Regions from separate parts of the Homo sapiens genome. Here region 2 is linked to region 1. A link is an interaction called in ENCODE POLR2A ChIA-PET data of the cell type or tissue named here. Cell type or tissue: endothelial cell of umbilical vein. All regions are shown on one strand. Each heading gives the region's core, and the rest is flanking DNA. Links, peaks and the distances in the headings are about the cores only.

What was found. ChIA-PET counts read pairs that join two places held together with the same protein. Peaks named below come from ENCODE experiments on the same cell type or tissue, not always from the same donor. Only the 100,000 strongest peaks of a DNase experiment are listed, where the experiment ranks them.
Region 2: POLR2A ChIA-PET joins it to region 1 with 6 read pairs; 2 of 35 experiments call an interaction of 5 or more read pairs at or near these places.

Annotation. Positions count from the first base shown.
Region 1 is chr12:42,384,716-42,392,715 of GRCh38, reverse strand. PPHLN1 (periphilin 1) reads right to left here. Exons shown (of 10, transcript NM_201439.2): 6 at 7,720-7,776; 7 at 5,181-5,260. Among named protein-coding and RNA genes, the nearest start is that of PPHLN1, 63 kb to the right of the region's middle. In endothelial cell of umbilical vein, for the core only: no CTCF peak of the experiment used is centred there; no DNase peak of the experiment used is centred there.
Region 2 is chr12:43,024,247-43,035,879 of GRCh38, reverse strand. No RefSeq gene overlaps it. Among named protein-coding and RNA genes, the nearest start is that of LINC02461, 130 kb to the left of the region's middle. In endothelial cell of umbilical vein, for the core only: no CTCF peak of the experiment used is centred there; DNase peaks (open chromatin) are centred at 5,259 and 5,679; H3K27ac peaks cover 852 bases.

The DNA.
Region 1 (8,000 bases), core at 1-8,000:
AAAATGTCTTTTCTGGATCAGATATAATTCCCCCAGTACTGTTTAAAGGCTTATTTTGTAAATAAGATATGAATTGTCAAGCACAAATTTAAAAATTATTTCCTTAGGGCCGTTAAGGTAATTCTCTGATTCCATTCTACTTCCTTGGTATACATTTTCATCAGCTTTGCCCTGCCATGCTTAGTTGCATAACCATCTCTTCTTAAAAAACCTTCTATTACTAAGCTTTACTTCTCTAAAGTCACATCACTGATTCCAAATATACCTCTTGTGGATGACAGTGCTGGGCACTGAACTTATGGGGCACTACCATTTATAAAGTGCTTTTATCTATGAACCAAAAGAAGTACTTTAATTAAATAGAATTCCATGAAGGTGATTAGAGAGGCTTTATTATCCCAACTCATAAACTAAAAAACTGAATGATGGTGACCTGCTCAAAGTCATTAATAAATGCTGAGCTGGGACTTAAATCTAGGCTTTTTTGGGAGGGGCGAGGGGGAATGCAGTCTCACTCTGTCACCCAGGCTCAAGTGCAGTGCCGCGATCTCGGCTCACTGCAACCTCCGCCTCCTGGGTTCAAGCGATTCCCCAACCTCAGCCTCCCGAGTAGCTAACAGTACAAATGCGCACACCATAACCGGGTAATTTTTGTATTTTTAGTAGAGACAGGATTTCACCACGTTGGCCAGGCTGGTCTCAAACTCCTGAGCTCAGGTTATCCGCCTGCCTCGGCCTCCCAAAGTGCTGAGATTACAAGCATGAGCCAACGTGCCTGGCTTAGACATTTTTTTAACTGAAAAGGTCATTTGATGTTTTTCTACACCTTGTTAAATTCATCAAACTACTGGCTAGCCATCTACATTTACTGGAATATTATAGCAATATATCTATATGAAGTATATTCTACAGCCATTGAGGAAGCTTAAACAGCTCATTCCAAAGCCGTGTCCATATATAAGGTTAAAAAGGTATTATAAGTAATACTTTTATTATTACTCAGTAATAGAAGGTTTTTTTAAAAGCTAGTTAGAAGAAGAAAACACATATACAAACACAAATATATCCAAGAAAGTTGTTTTTTTTTCCAGGGGGTGAGGGGGCATACCTATTTAAGAGAAAATTAAAGAGCAAAAACAATTATATGACTTCTCTCTAGCAAAGAATGAAGCAGCTGGGAGCAGTGGCTCATACCTGTAATCCCAGCACTTTGGGAGGCTGAGGCGGGCGGATCACCTGAGGTCAGGAGTGTGAGACCAGACCAGCCTGGCCAACACGGTGAAACCCCATCTCTACTACATATACAAAAATTAGCCAGGTGTGGTGGCAGGCGCCTGTAATCCCAGCTACTTGGGAGGTTGAGGCAGGAGAATTGCTTGAACCTGGGAGGTGGAGGTTGCAGTGAGCCGAGATTATGCCATTGCACTCCAGCCTGGACGACAGAGTGAAACTCCGTTCTGCCCTTCAAAAAGAATGAAGCAAAAGCCTACTATAACTTATTGTCATTCTCTCTGCACATTCGAAAACCTATCATTTGAAACTAACAAACTCTGAAAAAGTATCCCAACATATGGGCAGCCATAATGTTACATCAAAGAGTTCACCAAATCAGGAAATCTAGCTCATAAAGCTCCCCACAGCTACCATGTGACCTTGGGCAAATCAAAGAGGGCGCTACCTTCTGAATATGTAAAATAACTATGGATCTAAAATTGTGATATTTTGATTCCATTTTAAGATTTTATAGTCTGGCTAGGCACAGTGGCTCACGCCTGTAATCACAGCACTTTAGGAGGCCAAGGTGGAAGGATCATTTGAGACCAGGAGTTTGAAACCAGGCTGGGCAACATAGCAAGACCCCATCTCTATTTTTATATACAAAAAAAAAAAAAAAAAACTTCACGGTCTGTGAAAAAAAAAATGCAAACATTTACATCAGGGGCATCCAATCTTTGGCTTCCCTGGGCCACGTTAGAATTGTCTTGGACCACACATAGAATACACTAACACTAAGAATAGCTGATGAGCTTAAAAAAAAAAAAAAGGAAAAAATCACGTAATGTTTTAAGAAAGTTTAGGAATTTGTGTTGGGCTGTATTCAAAGCCATCCTGGGCCACAGTTGCATGTAGATCAAGCTTGATCTACATGAAACTATCAGACAAAAGTAGTTAAAAATTCAACATGGTTGTTTTCCACTAAAACTTTTAACATGTAGCACAAAACTCTATGTTGTAACTTATATTCAGATAGCAGTATATTTCAGAGAAAATATTTCATATATAATAATTTGAATTTTTGTAGTGACTTTGATAGGCAGGTACTATTTACTCTTCTTTCATCTATTACCTGACATGAAAACCAAGGCAGTGTTCCAGGTGGGTAAAGCACCCTTGATATGTTTAAGACAGAACCATAATCCAATTGGTCTTTGCTATTCAAAATCCAGAATCCCAGAACCCTCAGACTTCTGGGAAAGTTCCAAAGATACAAGTTGTCACAAAGAAGCTGTTTTTTTCCTCCTGAGGCAGGGAAGCAGCTGCCCCCCAGACACCCAGTATATACCGCTAGGTGATATCTACTCTTCCTAAAAAGCCAAAAAGTATAAAAGGCAGAATGAAAAGAAGTAAAGCAGGTAACAGATGTAACAACCGTTATGGCTAAGAGAAAGGGTATGATATCTGTGAAGAGAACTTCTAACTGGAGAGAACAGATGGAAACAGCAACTTGTCAAGTTTTTAATTTCTGAGGATTTATGTTTTGAGATGCTAGAAAAGTAGGAATGAGAAGAATGGTATAGTGAGGGGTAGCTATGTCCTTAAGAAATTAATAACTCCTGAGCCCTCACTCTACTATAGAATAGAGATATGTACCTACTAAGATTTCTGTATGAATAAAAGAAAAAATACACCATACATGTTAGGTATCTGCCTACACTCCCAACTCCCCAAATAAAAGCACAATCCACCAGATATAACCCATCCAACCTGCTTATGGTCAAGATGAGAATATGGGTTGCAGCAATAAGTACTAAATTTGGCATAGACTGTGTTAAAAATTCAGTGAGAAAACTGCCCATTTTTCCTCATAGAAACTCGGGTTGCTATTTTCAAGCTGTGGTTATTTAAAATGTAAGCGGTTTTGTTTTTTGTTTTTTTGAGACAGAGTCTCGCTCTGTCGCCCAGGCTGGAGTGCAGTGGCGTGATCTCAGCTCACTGCAACACCCGCCTCCCGGATTCAAGCAATTCTCCTGCCTTGGCCTCCCAAGTACCTGGGACTACAGGCACGTGCCACCACACCCGGCTAATTGTTTTTTTTTTTGTTTGTTTATTTTTGTTTTTGTTTTGAGACGGAGTCTCACTCTGTTACCAGGCTGGAGTGCAGTGGCGTGATCTCGGCTCACTGCAAGTTCCGCCTCCTAAGTTCAAGCCATTCTCCTGCCTCAGCCTCCTACGTAGCTGGGACTACAGGCGCCTGCCACCACGGCCAGCTAATTTTTTTGTATTTTTAGTAGAGACGGGGTTTCACCACGTTGGCCAGGATGGTCTCGATCTCTTGACCTCATGATCCGCCTGCCTCGGCCTCCCAAAGTGCTAGGATTACGGACATGAGCCACCACACCCAGCCAATTCTTTGTATTTTTAGTAGAGACACGGCTTCACTGTGTTAGCCAGGATGGTCTCGACCTCCTGACCTCATGATCCACCCGCCTCAGCCTCCCAAAGTGCTGGGATTACCGGCGTAAGCCACCATGCCCGGCCTGTTTTTATTTTTCAGAGACAGCATCTTGCTCTGTCACCCAGGCTAGAGTGCAGTGGTGCAATCATAGCTCACTGCTGGCTCAACCTCCTGGGCTCAAGTGATCCTCTCACCTCAGCCTCCTGAATAGCTAGGACTACAGGTGCATGCCACCACATCTGGCTAATTTTTAATTTTTAAAATAAAGTCTTGCTACGTTACCAAGGCTAGTTGTGAACTCCTGGCCTCAAGCAATTCTCCCATCTCATGAAGGGGTGGCCTGCCCCTCCACACCTGTGGGTATATCTCGTCAGGTGGGACGAGAGACTGAGAAAAGAAATAAGACACAGAGACAAAGTATAGAGAAAGAAAAGTGGGCCCAGGGGACCGACGCTCACCATAATAAGGACCTGCACCAGCACCGGTCTCTGAGTTCCCTCAGTTTTTATTGTTATTTTCACTATCTCAGCAAGAGGAATGCAGTAGGAGAGCAGGGTGATAATAGGGAGAAGGTCAGCAAGAAAACATGTGAGCAAAGGAATCTGTGTCACAATTAAGTTCAAGGGGAGGTACTATGCCTGGATGTGCAAGTAGGCCAGATTTATGTTTCTCTCCGCCCAAACATCTCAGTGGAGTAAAGAATAACAAAGCAGCATTGCCGCCAGCATGTCTCGCCTCCTGCCATAGGGTGGTTTTTCTCCTATCTCAGAACTGAACAAATGTACAATCGGGTTTTATACCAAGACATTCAGTTCCCAGGGCAGGCAGGAGACAGTAGCCTTCCACTATCTCAACTGCAAGAGGCTTTCCTCTTTTAATAATCCACCTCAGCACAGACCCTTTACGGGTGTTGGGCTGGGGGATGGTCAGGTCATTCTCATCCCACAAGGCCATATTTCAGACTGTCACATGGGGAGAAACCTTGGACAATACCTGGCTTTCCAGGGCAGAGGTCCCTGCGGCGTTCCGCAGTGCATTGTGCCCCTGGTTTATCGAGACTAGAGAATGGCGATGACTTTTACCACGCATACTGCTTGTAAATATTTTGTTAACAAGGCACATCCTGCACAGCCCTAGATCCCTTAAACCTTGATTCCATACAACACATGTTTTTGTGAGCTCAAGGTTGGGGCAAAGTTACAGATCAACAGCATCTCAGGGCAAAGCAATTGTTCAGGGTACAGGTCAAAATGGAGTTTCTTATGTCTTCCCTTTCTACAAAGACACAGTAATAGTCTGATCTCTCTTTCTTTTCCCTACAATCTCAGTCTCTCAAAGTCCTGGGATTACAGGCATGAGCCACCACACCTAGCCAAAAATTTAAGTTTTTAAATGCAGCAAATTAGCTCCCTTGGCATAACAGTAAAGAATAAAAGCATCTGTACTAGTCAGTCCATCTCAATTTGTAATTCTTCTTTAAACTGATTTTAGAAATATAACAAACCTTTGATGAAGAAACTGCTGAACCACTTGAGGGTGAAGTATCTCTTGATGTTTTCAAAGACTGGACAGGCCTCTCTTTATCTATATAAGAAAACATAAGATGTAATTTTTTTTCTAGCTAATTTGTTTTTGATAAAGTAATTTTGTAATGGAATTAATGTGGGGGTCATACACTTATTTTAGTACTAAAACTTTTCATTACATTATTACATTAAATAGGTTAATATCTAAAACTACCTCTCAGAGGCTAAGCACCATCAACAATCTGAAATAACCTGGAACCAAAGGATATCATAGAAGCCAGTCTAGGCCACAGCACTGCTAGTAAGTAAACATGGAGCCACAGAGACTTCAAGAAAGGCAAAACATATTTTAAAACCATGAATGCTACTTCTTCCATGCTCCTAAATGCTAATTTTTGATATATCACAATAAAAATACAAAGGTAGTTATTATATAGATACCGAGGAGAACTAGTTAATCAAGGGGTAGCTCAAGAGGATCTACATAGGAACTTTAGCAGATATTCCTGAAATGTTTAGACAGTTTTAAACATAAAGTTAGAAAGCTATAATTCAGAGCACTAATCAGTGCCTGGCATTAATGAATGCCCAAATATTTGTTAAATGGTTAAAAATAAACCTGTATGAGATAAAGTCACTAATCTTTACCTTTAGTCACTTTACTCACATAGTGCTGTATGTATATTATTTTTTATAGAAACTTGAGCCAGAAAATACATTTAAACAATAGTACTTTAGCAGGTTCAACAACTCCCTAAAAGATAGGTTTAGTTAAATATACTCTTAAAAATTAATAACAGTGAGCTGTTACAGAAAAACATTTCATTAAATTGTCTATATGTGCCAAATATATAATCCTCTGCCCTTTGTTGCTAGAAAAACTAACAAAATTAATAACATGAGAAGAGAAAGTGGCATAAAATTTGGAGTCACACAGAAGCTGGTCGAGACTGGACAGTGGATTAACAGCAAAGCAGTCAAGAGCAAAAGCAGAGATAAAACGACTTTGAAACTGAGGCAAAGCCAGCTTCAGTCAAAAAGCCTCTTAAGCTCTTCCTGCCACAGCCAAGATAGATAAATAAGGTCCTGGAGGCTCAAAGACTTCCAACCACCTAGGAAAGTGGTGAATAACACCTTTCTAATGTCCTACAGACCCAAAACACTTTCTCTAGCCCAGTGGTTCTTAACTGAGGACAATTTTGCACCTCCCCTCCACAGACATTTGGTAGTATGTGCAGATATTTTTGACTGTCACAAGTGGGAGAGGGCTACTGGCATATATTTAGTAGAAGACAGGGATGCTGGCAAATGTCCTGCTATGGGGGACACCCCAACAACAAAGAATTAACTGGCCTTACATGTCAATTGTGCAGAGGTTGAGGACTCCTGCCCTAGGCTGAGTATTCCAGTTTTTAAGCTCCAACAGCTTTAGAACGATACAGCCCTAGAGTCTTTTAACTTGTGGTACTACAAGAGGCTTTCACCCTAAGCAACTTTAAAAGTTCTTGTAGACCTTAAAACTCAAAAGCACCACTACTGTATCCCAAATGGCCAAGAACATGATATACTTAAGTCATTCCTTATTGTATTTCCATTGCATGTGGCAAATTTCACATCATAGTGTGATAGTGTCAGTGTATCCCATTACACCAAAAGCTCCCAGAAGAACAAGTGCTATAGCTTATTCATTTCCAAATATCTGTGGCCTACTTAGCTCAAGTCCTTCAAGAAAAGGGTAGGCACTCGAAAATCAGATAAAAAGATGAACCTCACTTTTCTATACCTAAGATGCAATGACCTCCCAATCCTATTCAGATAAGCAATCCCTTCAAAGGAGACAAGGCACTGGACCAATCAGCATAGCACATTATGCTTATTAAAGGCATAATTACAGGCTCAATTCTTTAGCACTTATCAGCTAGACACAGAGGGGAAAAAAACCTGTCACAAGCAGCTGTTGATCTTTTGCTTAGTGTTTCCTTTACAAACATATCATCCCGAAGTATAGTCTTGGACCTTTCCTGATTTTAGCTGCCCAAAGGCTAATTTAAGTCGTTATCAACCAATTTCATGTGCAAAAGCAAAGGAACACTGAAGGGTGGTGCAGGAGGTTTATCATATACCCACATATATTCATATGTCCCTGTTGCAACAATGGGAGCAGAAAGCAAGCAGCAAAGGATAAAGAAAACAATGATACAAATGGCAAAAGAAAGAACACAAAAAGAGTAAACAGAAATCACTTGATCCTACTGTTGTCAGGTCCTATCTTCCAATGGCCTGTCTATTCTACAGATCTCAGCCTCCTACAGAATGGCTATTCCCATCCAGGAATGGCTAGCCCAGATACCAGCCCACAAATGCCCCCCAAATCCTAGTACCTAGGTCTACTGCTAACTGTGGTTCTCACAATAGACTAATGGAGCAGTTATACACTTTCCCCATTTCCATAACCGCTATCAGTTCAAGTCTCCCACCCCTTCACAATCCCAAATCAGAGTCTAGCTCAAAACTCACCTCTTTCAGGATTTCCTTCATTCTGCCGTTTGTAGGAGGCACCAGGACGCACGGACTCTATGGAAAGGTGGGCAGGGAGGAATTAACAGCAGCACCTCTGTGCCCAAGAGGAACAAGAGAAGAACTCAGAAGTAGGAGTGATGAGAACAGGGGCTTCTGAGCATTTTCTGGTGGCCCTAAACTCTTTCCTACCCTACTTTCAAGTTGGGCTGCCTGAGCAATCACCAGTGAAGGGGAATAAATAATGGGAGAAAAAAATCTCCATTTAAGGCAAGAAGCCA
Region 2 (11,633 bases), core at 1,530-9,529, 640 kb before region 1:
GCACAAGTGTCCCTCACAGCCAGCACCTGGGGACCATTACTACTACTACCTTACAGTGATGGGTGGTGGAGCTGGGAGCTGAACACTGCCCACTCCACCCAAGTTCTTCATCACTCACGCTACACCCACTGCCCTTTCCCATCATACGTTGATTTTATAGATCACAGAAAAGTAGCAATAATAAAAGCACCAGTCAGTTCCCCACAGACTCTGGAAAAATGTACTTATATCTCAGAGGAAAGTCTAGGTTGGATACTATCTAGGTTTAATGTCTTTTCGCTTCATTGGGTTAAGCTATTTTAGTGCATTCCCTAACAAGCTCATGTTTGACAAATTGCTATGTATATAAAGATTTGTGGTATAATAAAATTAACTTTTTTCTTTTGCATGAATCAGAAACCAAAATAGAAAATAGCCTCTCCACTGATCAAATAAGTAAATATTGGGTGCCAAATATGTGCCAGGCACGACTATTAGCACTAGGTATGCCAAAATCAGCAGAATAGAAGTGGTCTCTGCACTGACAGCTTGTAGACAAACGATAAGCAAATAACTCTATAATTAGAAAATGATAAACCTGGTAAATTCTACAAAGGTAAAAAAATATTTAAAAAAAGGAATTTATGAGAGTAAGTCATAAATTTGTAGTGTAGGCAACATGGAGGTTTCTCTGAGACCATGGAAGTAGAGATGAAATCTGATGAGTGGAAACTTATTAAGTGAAATGCAGAGGCTGGAAGCACTCCAGGTAGAGATAAATACACACAAAGATGTTAAGTGAGAAAAGAACAAGATGCATGCAAGGGTTCTGACCAGGAGATTGATGTGATATAGTTATCTGTGAACAATATGATATCACGTACTGTGGTAGGGAGCACTAAAAGAGGTTACAGATGAAATCATAAGTTAGGTTCTGGCCATGTTGTATTTAGGGTACTTGTGAGACCTCCAGGAGGAAATATCAAGTGCACCAGATATACAGGTCTGAGACTCTGAAGAGACTCATTCAAGTGAATATGTTTGAGAGCCATTGACATATTGAAGACAATTGCAGCTGTGAGACAGGGAAGAGGAAAGGAGAAAGAAGTCCAGAAGCAAGCCTTCGCAGCTCCAATACTTAGAGATCAGGTAGAGTCAAATGAGCCCGCAAAAGGACTCAAAGGGGAGGAGAGGAGAAAGCCTAGGAGAACAGCTTTGTTCCAGAAGACAAGGGAAAAGATTGTTTTAAGGATAGAATGATTGGCTGTTGTGAAATCTGCTGAGAAATCAAGTAATATGAAAGCTGAACAGTATCCTTTAAGTTTGGGGCCTTAAGGATGATTGGTGACCTTAGCGGGAGCCATTTCAGGAATGACGGAGGTGGAAGTTGAATTGAAGGGGGTTGAGGAGAGTGTAGGAAGTATGTTGTTCAACAAAAATTTACTGTTTTGTGAGCCTGTGTATGTTCATCATCTAACAGGATGGAAAAATAACTAATAACTCTCAATTGCCTGGTTATGCTGTAGATTTCTTGGAGAGAGAAGGAGAGACAGACAGAGGAGAAAAGAAAATAAAGGAAGAAAAGAAAGAAAGAAAGAAAGAAAGAAAGAAAGAAAGAAAGAAAGAAAGAAAGAAAGAAAGAAAGAAAGAAAGGAAAAAATATTCAACCCAAGGGCAAAAAGTGAACCACGAACAAAGATGCTGGAGTTACACTTATTTTTTTTTGTCTTTTTTTTTTTTTCCTTTTTCTGGAGAACGGGGTCTCACTATATTGCCCAGGCAGGTCTCAAACTCCTGGGCTCAAGCTATCCTCCTGCCTCTTGCCTCCCTGAAAGCTGGGATTACAGGTGTGAGCCACCGCGCCCGGCCAAAGATGCTGGAAAGTGATCTAAAAGTATTAGCATTACTTTCCATTTAAGACTTGGGGGTAAGTTTTCGCCTGGAACATGAAATGTTCACTAGCAAGATAAAATATTTCACTGCATTTTAAGAGCAGACTTTTATCTGATACAAATTCGGTCTAGTGAAACAATTTATGGTTTGTTAAATATTCTGTATTAAGGTCTTTCACTTCAGCATGGCCAATAAAAGAAAGGTAGAAAAGGCCTCTTATAATGAAGAAATAGCCTTGCCTTCCTGAATTATTATGTTTTTATCATAGTAACTTAATAAACATTATACTAACTTATAATCTCCTAGTAAAAGGTCTTTGGGGGCATAATTTTAATTGTAAATACAGGCACACTTCATTTTGTTGCAGTTCACTTCATTGCACTTCATAGATAACTGTGTTTTTCACAAATTGAAGGTTTGTGGCAACCTTGTATCAAGCAAGTCTGTTGGTGCCATTATTTCCAACAGCAAGTGCTCACTTTGTGTCTCTGCATCAGTCACATTTTGGTAATCCTTGCAATATTCCAAACTTTTTCATCATTATTATAACTGTTATGGTGATCTGTGTTCAGTAATCTTTGATGTTACTATTATAATTGTTTTTTGGGTGCTACAATCCATGCTCATGTAAGGTGACAAACAAGTAATATATGTTGTATGTGTTCTAACTACTCCACCAACTGGCAATTCCCCATGCTCTCCCTCTCCTTGGGGCTCTCCATTCCCTGAGACACAACAATATTGGAATTAGGCCAATTATTAACCCTTGGATGGCCTCTAAGTGTTCAAATGGAAAGAAGAGTTGCACATCTCTTACTTTAAAACAAAAGCTAGAAATGATTAAGCTTAGTGAGGAAGGCATGTCAAAAACTGACACAGTCTGAAAACTGGGCCTCTTATAACAAACAGTTGCCAAGCTGTGACTGCAAAGGAAAAGTTCTTGAAAGTCATTAAAAGTACTACTCCAGTGAACACGTGAATGATGGGAAAATGAAACAGCCTTATTGCTAATATGGAGACAGTTTTAGTGGTTCTGGATAAAAGATCAAACCAGCCACAACATTTCCTTAAGCCAAAGCCTAAACCAGAGCAAGCCTCTAACGCTCATCAATTCTATGAAGGCTGAGAGAGGTAAGGAAGCTGCAGAAGAAAAGTTTGAAGCTAGCAGAGATGGGTTTGTGAGGTTTAAGGAAAGGAGCCATCTCCATAACGTAAAAGTGCAAGGTGAAGCAGAAAGTGCTGATGGAGAAGCTGCAGCAAGGTATCCAGAAGATCTAGCTAAGGTAATGGATGAAGGTGGCTGCACTAAACAACAGATTTTCCATGTAGATGAAACAGTTTTAAATTGGAGGAAGATAGCATCTAGGACTTTCATAGCTACAGAGGAAAAGTCAATGTCTGGCTTCAAAGCTTCATAGAACAGGCTGACTCTCTTTTTAGGGGCTAAGGCAGCTGGTGACTATAAGATGAAGCCAAGGCTTATTGAACATTCTGAAAATCATAGGGCCCTTAGGAATGATGCTAAATCTACTTTGCCTGTGCTCTATTAATGGAACAACAACGCTTTCATGATACATCTGTTTACAGCATGGTTTACTGAATATTTTAAGCCCACTGTTGAGACCTACTGCTCAGAAAAAAAATTATTTTCAAAATATTACTGCTCACTGACAATGCACCTAGTCATCCAAGAGCTCTGATAGAGATTAGTGTTGTTTTTATGCCCACTAACACACCATCCATTCTGCAGCCCATAAATCAAGGAGTAATTTCATCTTTCAAATCTTATTACTTAAGAAATATATTCTGTAAGTCTATAGTTTCCATAGATAATTATTCTTCTGATGAATATGAGAAAAGTAAATTGAAAGCCTTTGGGAAAGGATTCATCATTCTAGATGGCATTAAGAACATTTGTATTTCAAGGAAGAAGGTCAAAAGATCAACAGTAATAGGAGTGTGGAAGAAATTATCCTAACCCCCATGAAGGACTTGGAGGGCTTTAAGACTTCAGTGGAGGAGGTAACTGCAGATGTGATGAAAATAGCAAGGGAACTAGAATTAGACATGGAGCCTGAAGATGTGACTGAATTGTTGCAATCACATGATAAAATTTTAATGGATGAGTAGTTGTTTCTTATGAATGAGCAAAGAAAGTGGTTTGTTGAGATGGAATCTACTCCTGGTGATGATGCTATGAACATTGTTAAAATAACAACACAGAATATTACATAAACTTAGTTGATAAAGCAGCAGCAGAGTTTGAAAGTCTTGACTCCAATATTGAAAGAAGCTCTACAGTGGGTAAAATGCTATCAAATACCACATGCTGCAGATAAATCTTTCATGGAAGGAAGAGCCAATGGATAAGGCAAACTTCTTATTGTTGGGGCTGTTGTCTTTTTAAAGAAATTCTCACAGCAACCTCAACCTTCACCTGATTAGTCAACAGCCATCAACATCAAGGCAAGACCCTCCACCAGGAAAAAGATTATAACTTATTGAAAGTTCAGGTGATCATTAGCGATTTTTAGCAATGCAGTATTTTTTTTAAATTAAAGTGTGCACATTATTTGTATAGACATAATGCTATGAACACTTACCAGACTATAGTATAGTATAAACATAACTTCAATATGCACTGGAAAACCAGAAAATTCTCACTTTCTTGCCATTTTCACTTCATTGCATTGGTCTGGAACTCAACCAGCCATATCTCCAAAGTACGCCTGTATACTGAATATCATACATTACTATAGCAAGTAATTTCAAATAAAATATTCACATTTTTTAAACCTACATTTTGTTCATCCTAACTTCTCCATCTGTTTTCTGAATTACATTAATCCTTCCAACCCTAGTTCAGCCCCTCTCATTTGATCCCTTCCATTGACTTAATTCTACTGTCAACCACTAGATCTTTTGTTACACTTGAGGTTCTTCTGGGTCCCTCTCCAACTTTCAATATTCTCCTTTTCCCTTTCTCTCACTGCTGAGCACAAACGGAAAAATCACTCACACTTTCACACACCCTCAAAGCCGTAGAGTAGAAAATGAGTTTATTAGTAGTATGTTTTATACAAAAAAAAAAAAAAGAGTAGAACACTCTTGCCAGGGAAGCTCAGTGACAAGGATCTCTCCTGAGTCTCTCTCTCTCTCTCTCTCTCTCTCTCACACACACACACACACACACACACACAGAGTGAGAGCAAGAGACTCATACTTCCAGATAAACCAATCCAGCTAAAAATGTAGATACAATTTGTTTATTTCCTCCCACATTCTGTTAGAAGTTTTCTCATTTACACTTCGTAGTTCCCTTATCAAGGCCCACTTGAGCAAATGCCTATCAAAACAAACTAACCAAAATATAAACATAAGTACCAGCGGAGGAATTTAGTTCCAATGATCCTGACCTTTATAAATGTTAAACTTTTTGAACCTCTTACAATGGAATACAGAACTTCCAGAAAACTATTTTCTTCCACCAGGAGTGCTAAGAAATAGTGATGCTGCGAGAGGAGAGAAACAGAATAGAAAGAATGGGAACACACCATGCTATCCACCCCAATTCTCCTGTTCCCTCCCCCAAAATGGTCCTCATCGAAGCAGAACAATCAAAAGAGGATGAGAAGACCAATTTGTTTCTACAATTAAAAATATCGATAATCTAAATTTTATTTGAGCATTGACTGTGTGTCAATAACAAACTATGGCTATATATGATTTGTTGCATTTAGGTCACTTATGAAAATTCCAATGTCAGTTCATGTATAGGCCACTTTTTGGAGCCAACAATTACAAGGAAAGAATAAAACCTGTGACTCACTCTCAAGACTTTCATTCGTCTTCCTTCAACCACAAGGATCTAGTTTCTATAAATAATCTTTTTCCTGATCCTCAGGACCCCCTACTACTTAACATTATAAATATGCAGCACTTTATATTTATGTACTCATTACTCTCAACTATTCCATGTTCCAGAACTCATCAACCCTCTTGTTTTCATAGCACCATATCTTTACTCCAAACAATCTCATCTTGCTGATGTCTATATTTTTAAAAGATGTGCCCTCATTCTCCCATATTATTCAGGTCAAAATCTTGGCATCTTCTGTGATTCTGCCCGCTCTCAGCCTCCCAAATCCAATCAGTTATCAAGTCCTATAATAATAGCAACCATTTTTAAATGCCTATTCTGTACTGAACTGGGGATTTATAAAATGGGGTCATATTTACTCACACTGCATTCTGGTTTTGCAAAGAAAATGTAGTTTTTTTCTCTAATACTGCTCTGACTTTTACTCATGGGTTCTACTTAGGAGGGTGGCAGAAAAAAAACACAACAACTAAAGATTAGTCCAATCTAGTTAATGGAACAATTTATAATGGTTCCTTTAAGTAATGTGCAGTCTCTTGGAGCAAAAATGTAAATCTCTCATATATCCATCTTCCTCCCTCTGCTTTCCCCCAGATGGCATTTTGGTGACACCTCATGATGGCAGAACTGGATGGCATCCTCGGACAGAACCGTATATCTTCACTTCTCCCTGGGCTCCCTCCTGAACTGGTGACAATGGGCCATCACTGGCCTTGTCTCTGGGAATTTTTGTTGCATCTGCTGCTGAAGTCTGTGCTTCTTACTCTGGCCCAGTCCTCTTCCCTGCTGCTTTGTTCCCCCTCAAATGCTTCCAGTTCCTCCCACTGTCCACCACCAGCCTCTGGTTTGGGGTCAGCATGGCCCTTTCACAACTGTGCTAGTGGCAGGGCCACACTGGCTCTCTACTTAGCTGTTTCCTGTGGCCCTTCTGTGGGCCTCTAGAATATTCTGGTTCTAATTCACAGCACACAGAAATTGAAAACAGCTCAGAAATTGTAAACTCTGGCCCTCTGTCTGTTTAAAGAAACTAGAGATGGAGTTACTCTGATTGAGCTCCTTCTACCCTCTTAGACTCCTGCAGGAGAGCACTGAGTCACTCAGTCTCAACAATCTTCACCCCTGGCTGTCTTGCCTCTCCGAGCTTCTTCCTCTGCACACAGCCCCTGAAATTGAAGTGGTCAAGACTCCTCCTCCTTTTTCTTCCTGGCAAGATACGACTTCCTCTATATAAATCTCCATTTGTCCCCTCCTCAATGATAACCTTCATTGCCCTCTGATTATTAGTTCCTCTGAAAGCCGACTTCATTTTTTTCTCTTTATGTCCCACACACTTGACCATAATACTTGTGAAATTGTATGTCCTCGCTCTGCTTTCACAGCTTTGTCTCCCGTCAGCTCTTCCGTATACAAACTTTCATCACAAGGTGCTTGTTCAGTTGACAATTTTATATCATAAAGGTTCTTGAAAATATCTATGACTTTTGTTACTCAGTTTAATAATATTTGAACCACCCTCCCCACCCCCCCCCCCAAAAAATATGCACTCTGCAAAGTAACATACCAACATTGCTCTTAAGGGAAAGGTACTCTCACCAATGTTCTTGATGCAACACTTTCTGGTTTGAGACTATCGAGGGGGCACATTAGAATATGTACCATATTTGGATGAACTCAAAGCATTTTGTTTTGTGAATGGGATGAAAGGCAGCAACTTTCCCACCTCTTCATTCTCTTGTATTCATTGGACTATTTTCATATGTCCTGAAACACTCATTTTTAACCTTTATTTTCTCTGAAGATGTTTTTCTGTACTATTACCTCATTTTTAAATGAGTCACAAAGAGGTTGCCTGCTAAAAGTAGATCATCTATTTACACCTTCCAAGGAATGACCTTCCTCATCCCTACCACCAATGCACCTACTATCACACCTCTCTTCCCACTTTGTTGAGTACAAAAAAACCTTCCTTATGCTGAATTGTATGTCTGAAAGTAAAACAATAGAGTTAAATTTATATATTTTTCTGTGAATATTATTTGGATACATATCTCAGTTTGAGATGGAATGCATCACAATTTTCCCATTAAAATGAATGAAAAAAAAAATGCATTGACTTTTAACTTAGTAACAGTTTTCAGGAAAAAAATGAATATATGTCATCCTTTTATGTTCTTTCTTCCCTCCTTTCTCCCATCCTTTTCTTCCTTCTTAATTCTTAACAAGCATTTAGGAGTGACTAATGTATACACAGTGACCAAGACCCTTCCTTGAAGGTTCTCTGATAGTCTGATGCAGTGGTTGTCAAGGGCATAGGGGAGCAATTTTGCCCCTTTGTCCCCTCAGGGACATTTGACAATATCTGGAGATCGTTTTGGCTGTCACAAATCCAGCATGGTGGGGAGAAAGGTATACGACTGGCATATAGTGGATAGAATTTAGGGATACTGCTAAGCATTCTACAATGCGCAGAACAGAACCCACAGAAAAGAATTATCTGCTCCCAAAGGTCAACGGTGCTGAGGATGAGAAACCTTACTTTAATGGGTCCTATCTTTTCTGCTACAAGGCCATTCACAATAGAATACTTCCCTTTTGTCATTTCTCTACCCTCAAGTTTGAAAATTCTAAATTCTCATTTTTAAAGGCCATATAGAATGTCACTCTCTTTTTGATGCCTTTTTAAATTCCTGCTACTGAATGTGATGCCTTCTTTCTCCTGAACCCCACAGTATGTTTAATGTAATTCTTTCACAGATTTTGCCAAGCTACTGTTCTCTAATCAAATTATTAATATTTTTCCCCATGAATTTAGTGCTTTCTATTGGAATTTTGAGAAAGTTGCTATCTTAGTCCATACATGTTGCTCTAACAAGGTACCTGAGACTGGGTAGTTTACAGCAACAGAAATGTATTTCTCACAGGTCTGAAGGCTGGAGTCCAGATGGAGGCACTGGCAGTTTCAGTGTCTAGTGAGGGCTGCTCTCTGCTTCAAGATGGTCTCTTCAACAATATGTCATCACATAGCACTAGACAGTGAACACACTCCTCAAGCCCTTTGTATAAGGTCCCTAATTTCATTCCTGAGCGCTCCACCCTTATGACTTAATCACCTTCCAAAGGCCCTACCTCCTAATAGTTTCACATTGGCCATTAAGTTTCAACACACGAATTTTGGAGTACACATTTCAGACCATAGCAATTGCTTAATCTCATTGGACCTTAATTTTATTATTTGCACAATAAACAGGGATGATGTGATGCCTCAGTACTCTTTCCAGCTCCCCATGTTTGATCTCTTCCTTATCAATAGTGTGCAATTCTTACCCCCACATACCAGTATTCAAACGAAGTCCTACATCTGCAGAATTCTTGTTCTAACTTGTCATACCAGCAGCCACGATAATCCATTAAAATTCTTTTCTAATAATTATAGAGTTTTAGATCAGTTTTTTTGGGAAATGAAAAAAAAATCAAAGAGGTGACTAAGAAGTTATTGATAGACACATAAAGATTACAGTGATTTAAATTTGAGTATCCAAAGTGGTTATAAATATCAAGGGGACAGGGCTACCTCTCTATTTCATTCTATGTTTTTGAATCCTTTAATCCAAGTGGAATTTAAAGCACTGTCCTACCACTTATCCCTGTAATCTGTCTGTTCAGTGTGGTTTTTGTGAACCTTGGAAACAACCTATGTATTATGTAAATAATGAGGTATAATATAATAAAAATGAGATAATTATATAGCATTTTGAAGATATAACTAAATTGTTTACATTTTTTAAATCAAAGTAGTAACATATTTCAGCTTTATGTTTAGTCAAAATACGGATTTGAAAAATAAGGGTTTTTATAACATGTCAGTCTATTTTTAATTTTTTAATAAATCATTCCATAATTAACCATATAGTCTTTCAATTAACTCTACCTCATAGTGTTCTTCAGAAACTCTAATTATACCTTAGATTATCATTTAGAACACCTGCTCTTGTGGGTTTCAGTAATTTCAACCTTGAATATTTTGACATAAAGATCTATAATCATTGGGAATTTTATGAAGTTTAAAAAGTACTCTATGCCCCACCTTTCTAGCTAACTTTAGCCTGTTTTACATGCCATGACTCTTTGCTTATTGAAGCTATTGTCCATCATCTTTCATCTTGAGTTACTAATCTAAGGAAATATGGATATTTAGCCTGAAAGCCAAGAGCATCAAGAAGTCCAGTGTCCTTATTCTCAGCTTATATGACTGATACCAATTATCACTATATTGGAAAACAACAGGGATGGCCCTGAGCATGGTTCCTAGAAAGCCCATCCTCCTACCTAATGATATTCATAGGCAAAATGTGTCAAGCTCTGAATGAGGTAAAGCATACCATATGCATAATAACATTTTTATTTCAACATACTAATTTAAATGTCCATAGGCACTTTGTCCATACCCTGCAGATTTGCCCAGACTAATGACCAGTGGCCACAAGTGGAAGCCAATTGCACAAACTGTTCCCTATTATTTTTTCAAACTTCTGTTGTCAATTTTATTCTTAACTGACATATGATAAATTTCAAATTTTTAACTCTATCTGTTGACATGCCAAGGACAGATTAGAAATGTGATATCTAGCTTTATGAAGTTCCTCTGGGGCTTTGGCTTTGAACAACTTTGAGAGACATATCATGTTAAGCAACCTCATTTCTCCCAAGATGCTATACTTATAGTTTGGGGTTCTAAGCAAATAGGCCTTACTCTAAATGCACTATCAACTCAGCATAATGATGATTTATTTCTTCTTTGTAACTAATCAAATGTGACTATATTTTATCATATCACTCCCACTTATCCCACCCCATCTAACATTCTTGTCCCAAATGTTTTATGATAAAGTTTGATACATATCTAATCATTAACAATTCTAGTTGATAAACTAGGATATTTTACTGCACTAGTCTTAAAACTGAAGTTACACAATTAGTATAATTAAAGGAAAAGGTTTCAAATTTTATATCCGGGTGCAATATGAAAAACAGCCAACACTAGAAGTGATATCAAGTGAGAAATTATGCATGCACCATAGGCCATGAATCCAAAATTTGGAATTTATATATTACAGCTACCCCTATATAAGTAGACTACATCTTGTAAAACTGCTTGGTATGGTCTAATAGCACATTAGATGTACAGAGCTGTTTTAACCATTTGACCTAGTTTTTACTGCCCAGGGAGGCAAATGTTAAATGAAACTCCTCTCCTTTCCTGCACTCACTCTCCTCCCCTGCCATAGATATCATCAAAATAGATTTAGCTTTTATTTTAGTTTTCTATGACTAGTTCTATGTCCCTTTGGCCCAATCAGTAACAATCTACTCAAATTTTTTTAAAGATAGCAAGCTGTATCCCATCCCTAGGGCATAAAACCCAGAGGCCATCCATTTCAGTGCTTTATAAATAAAGTTTTGCCAAAGCAGCATTAGTGGAATCTTGTCACAACTAAATCCCAATAGTGCTCGAGCTTTGCATTAAGCTGCTGTCCTTGACCTGTGGGAGAGGTGATTTGCCATTAGGTTTATTAGAGTATCTCTGGAGCATGTTAGAGAAGCATTTTTTTCCTAAATTCAAGATGGATGGGAGTTCATGCACAATCAAAGGTAGGTTCATTTAGCCCAGCTGTACAACTAAGATTTTGACAGAAGACTGATATTTGAGTCACAGAATCATCAAATTTAAGGGCCAGAAGGGATGTTGAGAGAATCTGTTCCTCTTTGAATGAATAAATAAAGAAATCTCCATGAAGGAGCAAATGCAAAAGTTTATTATTGCTAAGGAAACATAACAAGGATTGGTCATCTAATTTGCCACCTGCCACTGTACCCCTCTCCT